Linked DNA regions of Homo sapiens: region 2 is linked to region 1. The links are chromatin contacts, found by POLR2A ChIA-PET in ENCODE. All regions are on one chromosome and are shown on one strand. Each heading gives the region's core, a stretch centred on a gene start or an enhancer-like site at or near the end of the contact. The rest is flanking DNA. Distances are from core to core; before and after follow the strand shown. Region 1 overlaps NPEPPS (aminopeptidase puromycin sensitive). Region 2 overlaps TBKBP1 (TBK1 binding protein 1).

Region 1 (6,810 bases), core at 2,618-5,117:
AATCTTGCTCTGTTACCCAGGCTGGAGTGCAGTGGTGCAATCTCAGCTCACTGCAACCTCTGCCTCCTGGGTTCAAGTAGATTCTCTCACCTCAGACTCCCGAGTAGCTGGGATTATAGGCATGCACCACCACACCGACTAATTTTTGTATTTTTAGCAGAGACGGGGTTTCGCCATGTTGGCCAGGCTGGTCTTGATCTCCTGACCTCAGGTAATCCACCTGCCTTGGTAAGTGTTGGGATTACAAGCATGAGCCACTGTGCCCGGCCCACTTGCTTTTATTTAATAACTTGCTAAAAAATAAAAACAAAAAACATTAGCACTTACATGTGGCTCCATGATGTCTTTCTGGTAATTCTGGAAACTTTTTGGGTTATAGAATTTGAAGAATCTATTTAGAGCTATAGAACTCCTCTTAATCCTCCCCAAGTTGTACTCAACAGATTTATTCCTTGCTCCCTAAAACCTATCCTTAGAAATTGCAAGTTGAGAATTCACCCCACCACTGCCCACTGTTCCAAAAAGCTTTACTGAATCTCATTAATGAAAAATAATGTAAAACTCTCCATAGGAGGCATTAACATACTTGTTTCTTCCAAACCTTCTGATTTCCACTAAAATTTGTAACCAAAATATATTAGGAAAAAGTAATTAAGCTTTAATGCTATTGCCTGGCCCAGTCTAACTATGATCTTTTAATTGTGGAGACATGGCAGTTCCCTGAAAGACCACAGCCTTTGGAGACTAGCAAACCTGGCTTGATCACTGGTTGATAGTTATTTTGCTGTATTAATTTGCCTTACTTTTCTGAGTCTGCATTCTCATCTGTAAAATGGGTGTATGACTTATGATAGGGAGCTATTTGAAAAACAAAACATCTGACACAGAAAAGGCTGAATTAAAACCTTTAGAGACCCAAAGCAGCAGGGCTATTGTGCCCAAATCACTCAAGGTATTGGTAGGAAAGAACACAAACTGAGGAAGGTTTAATAAAGGACTATTTACAGAGACATGGACAGAGTGCAGGAAAATCAATGAAGAATAATGGCGTAATCCAGGGCTGGTAACTAAGTCCTTTTTTTTTTTTTTTTTTTTTTTTTTGAGACAGTCTCGCTCTGTTGCCCAGGCTGGAGTGCAGTGGCACGATCTCAGCTCACTGCAGCCTCTGCCTCCCAGGCTCAAGCAATTCTTGTGCCTCAGCCTCTCAAGTAGCTGGTATTACAGACATGCATCACCATGCTTGGCCAATTTTTGTATTTTTAGTAGAAACAGGGGTTTCATCATGTTGACCAGGCTGGTCTGAAACTCCTGACCTCAGGTGATCTGTCTACCTCAGCCTCCCAAAGTGCTGGGATTACAGGTGTGAGTGACCGCACCCAGCTTGAGTCTTCTTTTTTTTTTTTGGAGACGGAGTTTCACTCTTGTTGCCCAGGCTGGAGTGCAGTGGCACGGTCTTGGCTCACTGCAACCTCTGCCTCCTGGGTTCTGGCAATTCTCCTGCCTCAGCCTCCCGAGTAGCTGGGATTACAGGCATGCGCCACCATGCCCAGCTAATTTTTGTATTTTTAGTAGAGACGGGGTTTCACCATGTTGGCCAGGCTGGTCTTGAATTCTTGACCTCAGGTGATCTACCCGTCTCGGCCTCCCAAAGTGCTGGGATTACAAGCGTGAGCCACCGCACCCAGCTCTCGAGTTCTCCTTTCTTTCTATTCCTAGATGTGAAGGAGCAAAGAGAAGGAGCCAGAAGCTAGAGGGGGCTGCTTGGTAAGAGCTGTGGTCTTTGCTAAAGGGACACAGACAACCCATGTGACCTGGCAATGAGAAAGCCAGAGTACTCTGACCATCTCTTCCTTATATCTTCTCATCTTCTTTGGATATTAATAATTGGATAAACAGAAGCTGAAGTCAGAGGGCAAGGGAGCCATTCATGCTGCAGTCCATGTGGGTCAGCACCCGCTGGGGTCCAGAGTGGGATGAAGAGGGGTTCTGAAAGGCAAATGGAAGACATCTAGTATAACCTCTCCCTGAACGTAATTCAAACTACTTAACTATTATTACAGACAAAAATCACATGTATGCTGAAAGTAAAATAACCTGTTTCCAGAATTTCTGATTGCAAAATTCTGAGTTCTTCAATTAAACCTGCATTTTTCTCAGTCTTTTTGGTGCCCCTGCTTCACTGGTGCCTTAAGAACATTTGAGAGCCTAAGGGCAGCCCTGAGCATGGTGCCTGAACTAGGGTGCCTCAAAACTAGGGACTGAGGAAGTCTCAAGTTCATTCCTGAATGCTGACTATAAGAGTCTCTGAGAGAGTTTTGAGAATGTAGAACTGATTTAGAATGAATCTCAGGATTTTTCTGTTAAGATCTATAAATTAGGAATTAAGGAACTGGATTTTTTTTGAATTTGAAAAATCCTATGATAGTATAACTTTGCATAAGCCTACTGAATGATAGGAAAGTTTTTAGTTTCTTATCAAAGAAAGAGAATAAAGTGAATCAGGACATCAGTTTCACATTGACATTTTTATTAACGCCAACTGTTTTTTAATTATTTTTTTAAAACAATAGCACAAAAATGTTTCAAGGAAGCAGTCTCACAATCTGATGACCTTCTGAAATACCGTTAAGCCACACCAAATATGAATTTCTGTTAATAACACAAAATATTTTTTTAAGAAAAAAAGAAAAAAAAGGTAGGGAAAGAAGAAGGGAATGAGATTTAGATTTAAAACTCATTGGATTAAATAGGTGAGGCTTATTAGGATATACTGTTGAAGCAAACAGTGGCACACACAGGCTTACAGTCTTTGTTTTTTAAACCAGTTACCACTAATGTATTAAGCCCTGCAGCAGTTACCACTGACTTCTCGCACGCATAAAATGAACCGGGAGAAGCCAGTGTTGATACTGTTGTGAAGAGGTTCAAGAGCTGGCTTTTCAGACAACTAAGACCATTTTTAGCAGAATAACTCCTTCAGAAAGGCCTGGCTGAAGATCTTTTTATTTCTATTGTCTCACCTATATAAATTTCAGGGTTCTTATAAGTCATCTTTAAAAAGAAAAAAATAATGTATATCAGTTTCTCTTATTTAATGTGGCTATGAAAGATGTTTCCTTATTATTTCTTCATCTCTAAGAAGGACACCAGGGAATGGGGGTTGGGGGTGGAACTAAAGGGAGGAAAAAAACCAGAACAGGGTAGGTTTTTGTTTTTTGCTTTTTGTTTTTTTTTGGCCAAGGGGTCGGTCACACAGAAGGGAAGGCAAGGAGGAAAACTAAACTACAATCCTTGGTTCAGATTGAGTTATGCAGGAATATATCTTCCTGATCAGTCCCCGTGCCAAAAAAAAAAAAAGCCACTTGGAATTATGCACTGACTCCAACTATGTGATACCAGCTATCAGCCTTTTGTGTTTAACCATTCCCAGAAATGGACACCACCCTTGGCTTTATAGGCTCCTTGCAGAACCCACTTCACAAAAATGCTCTTCACCAAGAAGCCTCTAGTTTCCTTTTGGTAGGTTATAAAAACAGAACATCTGTCATTAACAGTAGAGTGTTAAATACTTTTAACCACTGACAAGGCTTCAGAAAGTTTCACAGTTTCGTTATGCTCTATTTTATTACTATCATATTTACATTTTTATTTTTTATTTATTTTTTGCTGAATTGCTGATTTTCCTTTTTCAATAGAATTTAATTCTGGAGTGTGAGCAGGAACCAGTTAACTACATTCATTGTCCAACCCCCACTGGTTTGAAAGAAGACTCCAAATTCTTGGCATATGAATCAGCTGTTCGGTAGCTCCACCTTATCCCTGCAGCGAAGCAGCAGAACCGCCAATGGCGGCACCTCAGGATTCACACTGTGGGTGGTGAGGCCTTCCGCTGAAGGAGGTACTGGTGGATGCTCTCAGCATCTCGCTTTAGCCAGGCAGCATTCAGCAGAATATTTTCACAACACTGCTGGATGGTACGCTCAGCTGAAGGAGCTGGGTGACTCTCGAAGAAAGCCTGGTATAAAACAACCCAGAATGCAGGATCATTACTAGCAATAAGAAGTTAATATTACAGGTTATGAAAAAATACCCACTGGTCTATATGAAGGATGCATAATCTTCAGGCATGAGAATTTACCACTGCCACCCTCAGGCTAAAAGAAAACAAGCAACTCCTTGGACCTGCATATAGGAATTCTCCCCTTAATTATATGCTTAACAACCTAATCAAAAGTTAATAAAGAGACAGAACCTACTGCCTTTCTTTTAGGCTAATTGTGTAGTGGTAAATATAGTCTTTGGAATGAAGACTTGGAACCTGAATCCAGGCTTAGTCATGTACTAGCTTGTGACTGTGAGAAAATTAACTGCTCTAAGTCTCAGTTTTCTCAACTATGAGAAAATATCTACTCCAGAAGATTAAAGAGACAATCCATATAAACATTTGACAAAATACCTAGCACAGAGTACTTAAGGATTCAACACATTTTGGCTGCTTCAAATAAAGATTAATTTGTAAGGGATGATAATACAAAGAAGTTTAAATTGCTGCTATGCCCTAATAATTTAACACCCCATGGTCTTTTTTTTTTTTTTTTTTTTGAGACAGGGTCTCACTCTGTTGCCCAGGCTAGAGTGCAATGAAACGATCATGGCTCATCACAGCCTCAACCTTCTGGGCTCAAGTAAACCTCCCACCTTAACTTCCTGGGTAGCTGGGACCACAAGCGTGCACTCCCAGGCCAAATTGTTTTTTCCTTTTTGTAGAGATGGGGTCCTACCATGTTGCCCAGACTGGTCTTGAACTCTTGAACTCAAGCAATCCTCCCACCTCAGCCTCCCAAAATGCTGGAATTACAGGAATCCAACATTTTTAATACAGTAAACCAAACAATTTCTAAGTTTACAATTTATCACAATGCTTAATGATTAAAAGTTGAATAAACTTTTCTAATGCAGTACACCTGGTTTCACAGAAAACAAAGCAACTCTTAAACACCAGCTGGCAAAATGATAGGGCTTTTCCTTTGAATTAGTCACCACAGGTGTGAAAGACAGAATGACTAATCCATCTGATTAAACATAGACCTTTTAGAAATCAATAACCTTATTTACACAGATGACAATTGCTACTGTTCCAAGGCTCCTAATCATGGTTCAGTTCTCAGGGCCTCAAGTCTTTTTCCATTCCATCGCAGAGTAGTACCAACATTTATACACCAGAAACCTGGGGATTATCCTGGCTTGTTTTTCTTCCTCTCCCAGATATGCTCACAACAGAGAAGCCAATCAATAAATATTGTTGAACTAAATGGTTAACAAATTCAAGCCCCTGAATCTCCATTATTCCATCTCCTCCACTACTGCCACTACCCTACTGTAAGCTATTCTATCATTCTTGCTAGGAGAGTTAGCTTCCCAACATCTTCTCTTCCCCATTCCAAACTATTATCCACATTGCAGCCAGACTGAAATTTTTATAACACAAATCAGATCAAGGCACTGCCTTGTTTATAAACCATTCGAAGGCTTTCCATTTTTAGGACTTTTTTTTTTTTTTTTTTTTTTGAGACAGGAGTCTCGCTCTGTCACCCAGGCTGGAGTGCAATGGCACGATCTCAGCTCACTGCAACCTCCACCTCCCGGGCTCAAGCAATTCTCCTGCCTCAGCCTCCCGAGTAGCTGGGATTAGAGGCGTGCACCACCATGTCCAGCTAATTTGGGGTTTCACCATGTTGCCCGGGCTGGTCTTGAAGTCCTGACCTCAGGTGATCCACCCACCTCGGCCTCCCAAAGTGCTGAGATTACAGATGTGAGCTACCATGCCTGGCCATTTTTAGGAAATTCTTAATATGGCCTATACAGCCCTGCATGATGTCTTTCTCTAAACAAAAACACAGAGATGCTACAGTACATTATCCCAACACTATAATTACAACCAGGTTATTGTTTTTACTTACTAGACTGAAAAGTGAAGAGTAAACAGTATTTTCCTTACCTTAACCTCTCCAGCCATTTTATCAACTGCAAATCCCTCAACTGATAGCTGCAAAACAATGGTTTTAAACAGTAAGTGAAACCAAGAGGCTGAGAACAAACTTCCATTTACCCTAAAAATAAATCATTCTGTTCTCTGCCAACTTCAGTCTGTTATAAAGGATGTGTGATGGGAGATGGAGAAGTCCTTAAATAAAGCCAGTAACTATTTAAGGAAACTTTTTTTTTTTTGAGACGGAGTTTCACACTTGTTGCCCAGGCTGGAGTGCAATGACCTCATCTCGGCTCACCACAACCTCTGCCTCCCAGGTTCAAGCGATTCTCCTGCCTCAGCCTCCCAAGTAGCTGGGATTACAGGCACACACCACCACGCTCAGCTAATTTTTGTATTTTTAGTAGGGACAGGATTTCACCATGTTGGCCAGGATAGTCTCGAACTCCCGACCTCAGGTGATCTGCCCACCTCGGCGTCCCAAAGTGCTGGTATTACAGGCGTGAGCCACTGCACCTGGCCACAGGAAACATTTAAAGAGCAAAGACCACAATGTATGGGTGTAGTGAATCATGGATGTCACTAAATAATATCCATGATTAGCAAGCTACTCAAAGTTTTTCACATACCTTTATTAGTCTGGATATTAAGAATCCTCCCTGGTATCGGTTATAAAGTTCTTCCCAGTTGTCCTTTATGAATTTCCAAGCAGCTTTCCTACCATGCTTGCTGCCTCCAGCTACTCCACCAATTACCGATACAGTGTCCTGTGGACGTACCTCTTCCTAAAAAAAGAAAGAGAGCTAAAAGTCTAGTGTATC
Region 2 (6,717 bases), core at 2,724-5,223, 79 kb before region 1:
AGGCAAGGCAGCAACAGAAGGGAAAGACGAAGAGGAGGAGGGGACTGGGGACCTTGGCAGTGGCCTGGAAGCCCTGAGAATCACCACCCCTTCCCTGGGGGTGATAGGAAGGTGCTAGACACATGTGGAAGTAGAAAATCAGGGCGATTAAGAGGCTGGCTCAAGGTCACAGAGTGGCAGTGGCACACAGCAGATTCAAACACAGGTTCTTGGCACCTCAGCCTGCCAAGCTGGCAACTTCGGAGGAGCCAGAGAGCAAATGGCAGAGCTGGCAGGAAGGAGGGCCCCCTGGGCTGCAAATATTCCACGCTTCGCATCCTTTCATTCAGTCTTTCCACGAATAATTCACAGATCTCACACACTTCTGGAAACGATAAAGCTGGGGACTGCCTTGAGGACAGGATTAAAGGAGCCAGGGTCAGACTAGGAGTGGGGTTGATGTAGCACGTGGCCAAGATTGTGGACAGAGCTGAAGGTCAGGATCAGGGATAGGGTTAGAGTCAGGGACGGGAGCAGTAAAAGGGTTAGGATTAGGGTTAGGTTTAGAGCTGTCCATGTGGTCAGAATCATCGTCTGATTCAGAATTGGGAGGAAAACAGAAATCCAACCTTCCAGGGCCCTTCCATCCTTGCTCAAAGCTGCCCCCAGCTGCCCCAGCCACCTCACCCCTGTGGGATAATTTAGGGACCAAACTTTCCACCACCCACAGGCACACCCAGCATCAGTCTTCCCGCCCGACCCTCGGGGAGGGGACCACAGGCACCGGGCCGTGGAACGGACTTGAGGTTGCGGGCCGGCGGGGAGGAGGAAGTTGCTTTGCAACAACCCAGTGCTCCACCACTTCCTTTCGGGCGCCTTGAGCCCCTTCTCTCTCCTCGACCAGCTATGACTGGTGGGGTCCCCAGAGCCTGGCTCTTCATGGCAGCCCCTGCCACGAATCCACCAGAGCTGACATCCCGGGTCTAGAAAGCTTCCCAGATGCAGCTGATTGGAGCAGCTCAGGGGTAGGCCTGGAAACCAGGGTTCCTACATAGGTGGGGTGCCCAGAGATCCCAGTTTGCCTAGGACTGTCCCAGTTCACGCTAGTTGCCCCAGCATAATTATTAATAGTGCCCCCTTTCACTTTCAAAAGTGATCCAGTCTGGTCAACAAATCACACGGTTGCCCCTCATATAAGGGCTTTCTACCTGAAGAAGAACCTGAACCAGAAACACACCGCAGAGGTGCCATCACCCGATCTGCTCAGGACCCACTTGGCATCTGCACTGAATTTCTTACTGAACTCTCAGATTACTTCACTTCCCTGCACCTCAGTTTGCTCATCTGTAAAAGGGGGACAATACCTACATCACGTTTGTGAGAATGAAATGAGATTTTGTAGGTAAATCACCTCGCATAGTGTCTGGCATGGACAAAAAAAAAAAAAAATTTCAGGGGAGTGCCTAGCAGATAGGTGGAGAAGGGGGGAAACTTGTTTTGAGCCTTTTTTTGGAGACAGCAGCCTAGTGGCTTCGGTTTAAGGAGGGAAGATGGGCGTTTCCCATCGAGGGAGGGGGCGCTGGCATGAGCTGCTCCCCACCCTGCTGGCAGGCAAAGCACCAAGGACTGGGGCTGAAAGCCCACACATCCCTCAGACCCACCTAGCCTCTGGGAGCCCCCGAGGCTGCAAGTGCTCAGGGGTTAACTCCTGTGAGTGCAGCGCGGGTGCCCTGGCCGAAGGAGACTTGAAAGAAAGGAAGTAGGGAGGGTGAGAAGCGTGAAGGGGGAGGCCCTGGGCCTGCTGGTTCTGGGGCATGAGGCTACGCTCAGGGTATGCGGGGGTCTCCGACTTCCGTCCTGACCCACCCCACGCTGCCCTTGACCTCCGTGCAGAGTTTCCATCCTCTCTCTCGAGTTCACACTTCTTCCCACCACTAACCGCAGCCCACGCAGAGGCTTGTGGGTGGAGAGAGGGGTGGGGGGGGAGGTGGTGCGGAAAAGGGCCCGGGCTGCAGCGCTGAGCCCCCAACGTTGGGAAGAAAGAAAGGCCTATAGTTTTTTCCTCATCGCCCATACTGAGTCCCCATCTTCTCCCAGATGGACCCCGCACAGATGAGCCCACCCTCCCTTACCGGGCCCTTATTCCCCTCACAGACCCCCTGTCCCTTCGGAGCCCTCATCCCCTTCAAGAAGTTCCCCCCCCCGCATTTCCCCTCCCCCTCAGCACGGCCATACCCTCCAAAAGGCCCCACTCTGGAACCCCAGGCTGGGGAGCTGGGCCCAGAGAGAAGGGGGTTGTGGGTGCTGCGCCTTCCACCTGGGCTGGGAACCCCCCAAGGGTCAGGGTCTTTACCTCCCTGTGCATCCTCAGGAGCAGGGTGGGCTCTGCTCCCACCGCCTCCCTCATCACTGCCTTTGGCCTCTGCGTGACCCCCAGTGGCTCTTCCTCTGGGGCAATTTGTCTCCCTGGGCTCTGTCCCCAGGAGCTGGGCAAACCAAACCATGGGTTTCCCAGGGGGTCAGACCTGGAGGGTAGTAGTCTGCCTCGGTCTGGTCTGGGTGTCTGTTTTCGTGGGAACGTTAATGGCCAGAACTTGTGGGCCAGGGGCTGGGAGGGAAGGAACTGGGAAACCCTGGGGCTGGGGCTAGGATCCAGAGAAGGGAATTAATAGAGATGGGGGTGGGGGCGGTTAACCTTGAGGACTCCCGCAATAAAACTGGCTGCCCCGGAGGTGTCTAGACCAAGACAGGTGGGCATACATACATACAGAGTTCACCATACAGAAGACTCCCGCCTAAGAGTGGGCTGGACTCAGGAATTGGGTGTACCCCTCTTCAGCCTTCATATCCTGGTCCTCCTCACCCCAATCACACCCCAAACCTGGGTCATCCAGCCTCGACACTCACTCCACTCCCGGAAAAGCCTACTTGTAAAATTCCCACCAGCCTGGAAAGTCAGGTGGAAACAGAAGAAAGAGGGGCACTAGTGGGGGAAGAGGAGCTGAAAGCAAGTGACTGAGGCTTCCTTGGGTGGAAGGACAGGGGAGGGAGCACTCGGGAAGCAGCCTATTACCAAAAGGAGCTGAGTTTATAAGAAAATAAAACTATCGGGGTAGTGAGGACTTCCTCTGAGAATTAACGCTCGCCAAACTAGGGCTGTCCAGAGATGCTCGCTCGGCCTGAAAGGAAGCGTGTGGCTGGGCAGCAGAGCCTGGCTGGCTCCAGATGCAGAGATCTGGGAGGCTGGAGGCAGAGCCTAATCACAGGGAAGGAGGGGAGGAGCCAGGAGGTGGCCTCCAGTAAGCCTGTGGGGCCAGCCCCCAAGCAGAGGCCAGCTCCCTCCAGCCAAAGGGCCTGAGAAGGGCAGGAGCCTTGAGAGAGAGAGGGAAGGGGCTGCTCTTGCCAGAATGGGCAGCGTGGATGATACGGCCTCCTAGCCCCTTATAGGGTGGGCTTCCTTTCACTCACACAATACAACCTTGGCCCCTGGGAGCCCTGCCCCTTCTCTGCTTCTACCCACCGCCTCACCTTCCTCTCCCATCTCTCAGCAATGACTGGCCCCTGAGCCTGTGAGGGAAACTGGATCCAGAGAGGTAGAGTCCAAGTCAGTAAAGAAAGGCCCCTGGGATTCAAAACCTGAAGAGCCAGACTCCAGCCCCACCAAAATGTCCTCCCTTGGAGTTCTACCAATTCAGGGAGATTCACTGCTGGTCTGGTAAGAGGGGACTGGGTTCAGTGACCCATGAAGGGCCCTACATCATGACTTCTGGGGCAAGCTAGGATTGGAGAGTGTGAGAGAGAGAGAGAGAGAGTGTGTGTGTGTGTGTGTGTGTGTCTGTGTGTGTCTGTGTGTTCCAGGTCTGGGCACATGGGCTATGATGGGCCCCAAGCTCCAGCCACAAGCTAGGGTGGACCCTCTCCACAAAGGCCTAGCTGAGGGGTCCCACCCACCAGTCCCACAAACTGGGTTCTCACCACCTCCCCAGCTATCACAGCTCCACCCAAGCCCTCACTCTTAGGTAGGGAGGTAGGCGAGGGGTATCCCCAGTTGGCCAGAAGCTGGGAGGCAGATAAGGAAGAAGCCTGCTGGGCAGGAGACCTCCGGAGCCCCGGAGCTGGGTATGCTATGCGGTGGAGGGTTAGTTCCTGCCCCTCTCTGGGCCTCAGTCTTCTCCTCCAATTAGAGTAGGGAGTCTGTGCCACACAGCTCATCTTAGGGGAGAGGACTTAGGCGGAAAGAGGTTTGAGCTCTATTTCTCAGAAAGTGGGAGAGGGTGAGTTCAGTGCGGATGTGAAAGGCACCAGGTTCCACTGTTGCCGGGTGGCTGCTCACCCCTCCCTTGCTGTCCAGTGCCCCCCTGGAGGCCCCAGCACTGGGCCCCCCACCAACACAGCTCCCTTGCCGCTCTCTGCTGCCCCTTTCTTGGTAGGATTCAAGGGAGTACCCTAGCAGAGCAGATTCTAACTCCCCACCCCACGGCTGTGTGAACCCATGGAAACCTCTCCTGTCTCTAAGCCTCAGGCTTCTCTCTCCTGAGATCAGCAGACAAGGCCCAACAAATCCCAAGAAACACCACCTCCCTCTTCCTCACTAGGGAGGGGAGGGTGAACCCAACTGGCCGGGCCTTGTCACTGGAATAGAAAATGGGGCCCTACGGAGGCCCAAAAGCTCAGCAGGGGACATTACACTGGACACAGCGACAAAGCAGCCGAGTAAGTGTCACTTAGCCCTGGCATCTCCAGAAGAGATGGGTTTGGGCCCCAGAGGAAAGCAAAGGGAATGTCCCAGATCCCAAACACTCAAGAACCCCACCTCCCAGGAGTCGAGACCAGCCTGACCAACATGGAGAAACCCCATCTCTACTAAAAATCCAAAAAAAAAAAAAAAAAAAAAAAAAAAGGTCCGGGCGCAGTGGCTCACTCCTATAATCCCAGCACTTTGGGAGGCCGAGGCGGGCGGATCACAAGGTCAGGAGATCGAGACCATCCTGGCTAACGCAGTGAAACCCCATCTCTACTAAAAATACAAAAAAAAATTAGCCAGGCGTAGTGGCGAGCGCCTGTAGTCCTAGCTACTCAGGAGGCTGAGGCAGGAGAATGGCGTGAACCAGGACGCGGAGCTTGCAGTGAGCCGAGATTGCGCCACTGCACTCAAGCCTGGGTGACAGAGCAAGACTCCGTCTCAAAAAAAAAAAAAAAATTAGCTAGGCATGGTGGTGCATGCCTGTAATCCCAGCTACTCGGGAGGCTGAGGCAGGAGAATTGCTTGAACCCGAGAGGCAGAGGTTGCGGTGAGCCAAGATCACGCCATTGCACTCCAGCCTGGGCAACAAGAGCGAAACTCCATCTCAAAAAAAAAAAAAAAGAACCCCACCTCCTTCCTATGAAGGATGCACACAGAGCAACAGCAGCCCAGACACCACACCCCTGAGGGCTGGGAGGGGAGGTCTCCCAAACATCACGGAGGGACCAGGGTTACCAATGTGACTTACTGATCATCCCCAACTCTTTTCACCCACGCCATGTCTCGCTCCGACTGGTTGGAGGCCAGATCCTAAGGAAGAAGATGAAGAGGTCAGAGCCCAAGCTCACCCCTGCCAGGGCCCTTGTCTACAGTTCCCTGGGCCAGTCTGCACACAGTGGGGAAGGCCCAGCCCTGGACCTCCAGAAGCTGTTCCAGGCCCCTGCATTTACCTGGGCCCGGGTCTCCTGCAGCTGCTTCAGCTCCCCCTGCAGCCGCTCGCACTCGGCCTGGAGCTGCTCCTCCCGGAGCTGAGCCCCCCGGGCCTCTCCCTGCGCGGCCTCCAAAGCCTCTTCTAGCCGCCGCCGCTCCAGGTCACTCACACTGGGTGTGGAGCCCGGCCAGCCTGCTGTCGGTGGACAGGACAACGTCAGGCGAGCTCAGCTGCCTCCTCCAGCTCCCAGAGCCAGAGTGAAACAGGAGGATGCAGCATGGGGACTCCAAGAGAGAAGCCAGGACAGCTAGCCAAGGAGGGATGACTGCGACAAGGGCAGCGAGGAAAGATGGGCTGAGCCGCATTTCTAATTTTCCTGGAGGCCAGGAAAAAAATAAGATGGGCTCTTGAAGGCTTTACTGGCCAGACTCAAGTCTAGAGCATCTGCAAGGGCCTCTCCTAGTCACAGCCAGAGACGGGGCGGGGGGACTCTGGGTGGGGGCGCCCTCTGCTGGCAGGCACAGGAATTGCAACGAGGTGATCAGGAATGACCGAGTTAGAAGGGGAGAAATTAGGGTAACAGTGGGTGAGGTGAGGGGACAGCAGGTAAGGGAGGATGGGATGATTATGGAGAAATAGATTATATTACAAATGGGATGGTAAGTAAGTGCGAGGTGTCTAGGAATGTTGAAATGGGGGTTGGGGACTAGGAGGTAAGTCGGGGTCACTGAGATCTCACCATGACTCAAGCCAGATCCCCCTCTCAGTGCCAGGTAGTGCAGGTCTAAATCAGTGCAGGGAGGGGCGGGGGCTGGCGGTGGGCTCAGGTTGGAGAAGGCTGCATCCTGGAGGCCTTGCTGTTGCCGCAGCTGCTGCTCCAAACCACAGATCTGACGCAGGTGCGTCTCCACCAGGGCCCTCTGGAGAGAGAGACAGAGGGGAGGGTCTGCACAGGCCCAGGACTTCCCCATGTCTGGAGAGTCATCACCCCAGACTACAGCAGAGGCCCCAGGTCACACATCCCAAGCCCACTCTCCAAGTGGCTGTGAGTGCAAAGTCTCCT

What was found. ChIA-PET counts read pairs that join two places held with the same protein, here RNA polymerase II (POLR2A).
Region 2: POLR2A ChIA-PET joins it to region 1 with 10 read pairs in naive thymus-derived CD4-positive, alpha-beta T cell. The contact joins two enhancer-like sites. POLR2A ChIA-PET finds 5 or more read pairs at or near these places in 7 of 52 experiments (GM12878, H1, K562 and 3 more).

What each region holds. Positions count from the first base shown.
Region 1 is chr17:47,618,973-47,625,782 of GRCh38, reverse strand. It overlaps NPEPPS (aminopeptidase puromycin sensitive), which reads right to left. Exons shown (of 23, transcript NM_006310.4): 21 at 6,619-6,774; 22 at 5,999-6,046; 23 at 2,507-4,015. The coding sequence ends at 3,863. KPNB1-DT (KPNB1 divergent transcript) reads left to right here. Exons shown (of 4, transcript NR_171700.1): 4 at 3,696-4,256. Among named protein-coding and RNA genes, the nearest start is that of KPNB1-DT, 27 kb to the left of the region's middle. Within about 2 kb of position 3,867, at least 18 of the 41 ENCODE cell types and tissues checked have a DNase peak (open chromatin) inside an H3K27ac peak, as active enhancers do.
Region 2 is chr17:47,698,452-47,705,168 of GRCh38, reverse strand. TBKBP1 (TBK1 binding protein 1) reads right to left here. Exons shown (of 10, transcript NM_001394755.1): 5 at 6,394-6,574; 6 at 5,674-5,849; 7 at 5,472-5,533. Among named protein-coding and RNA genes, the nearest start is that of TBKBP1, 7.6 kb to the right of the region's middle. RefSeq lists a silencer at 766-865 and an enhancer at 1,900-2,019. Within about 2 kb of position 3,973, at least 5 of the 41 ENCODE cell types and tissues checked have a DNase peak (open chromatin) inside an H3K27ac peak, as active enhancers do.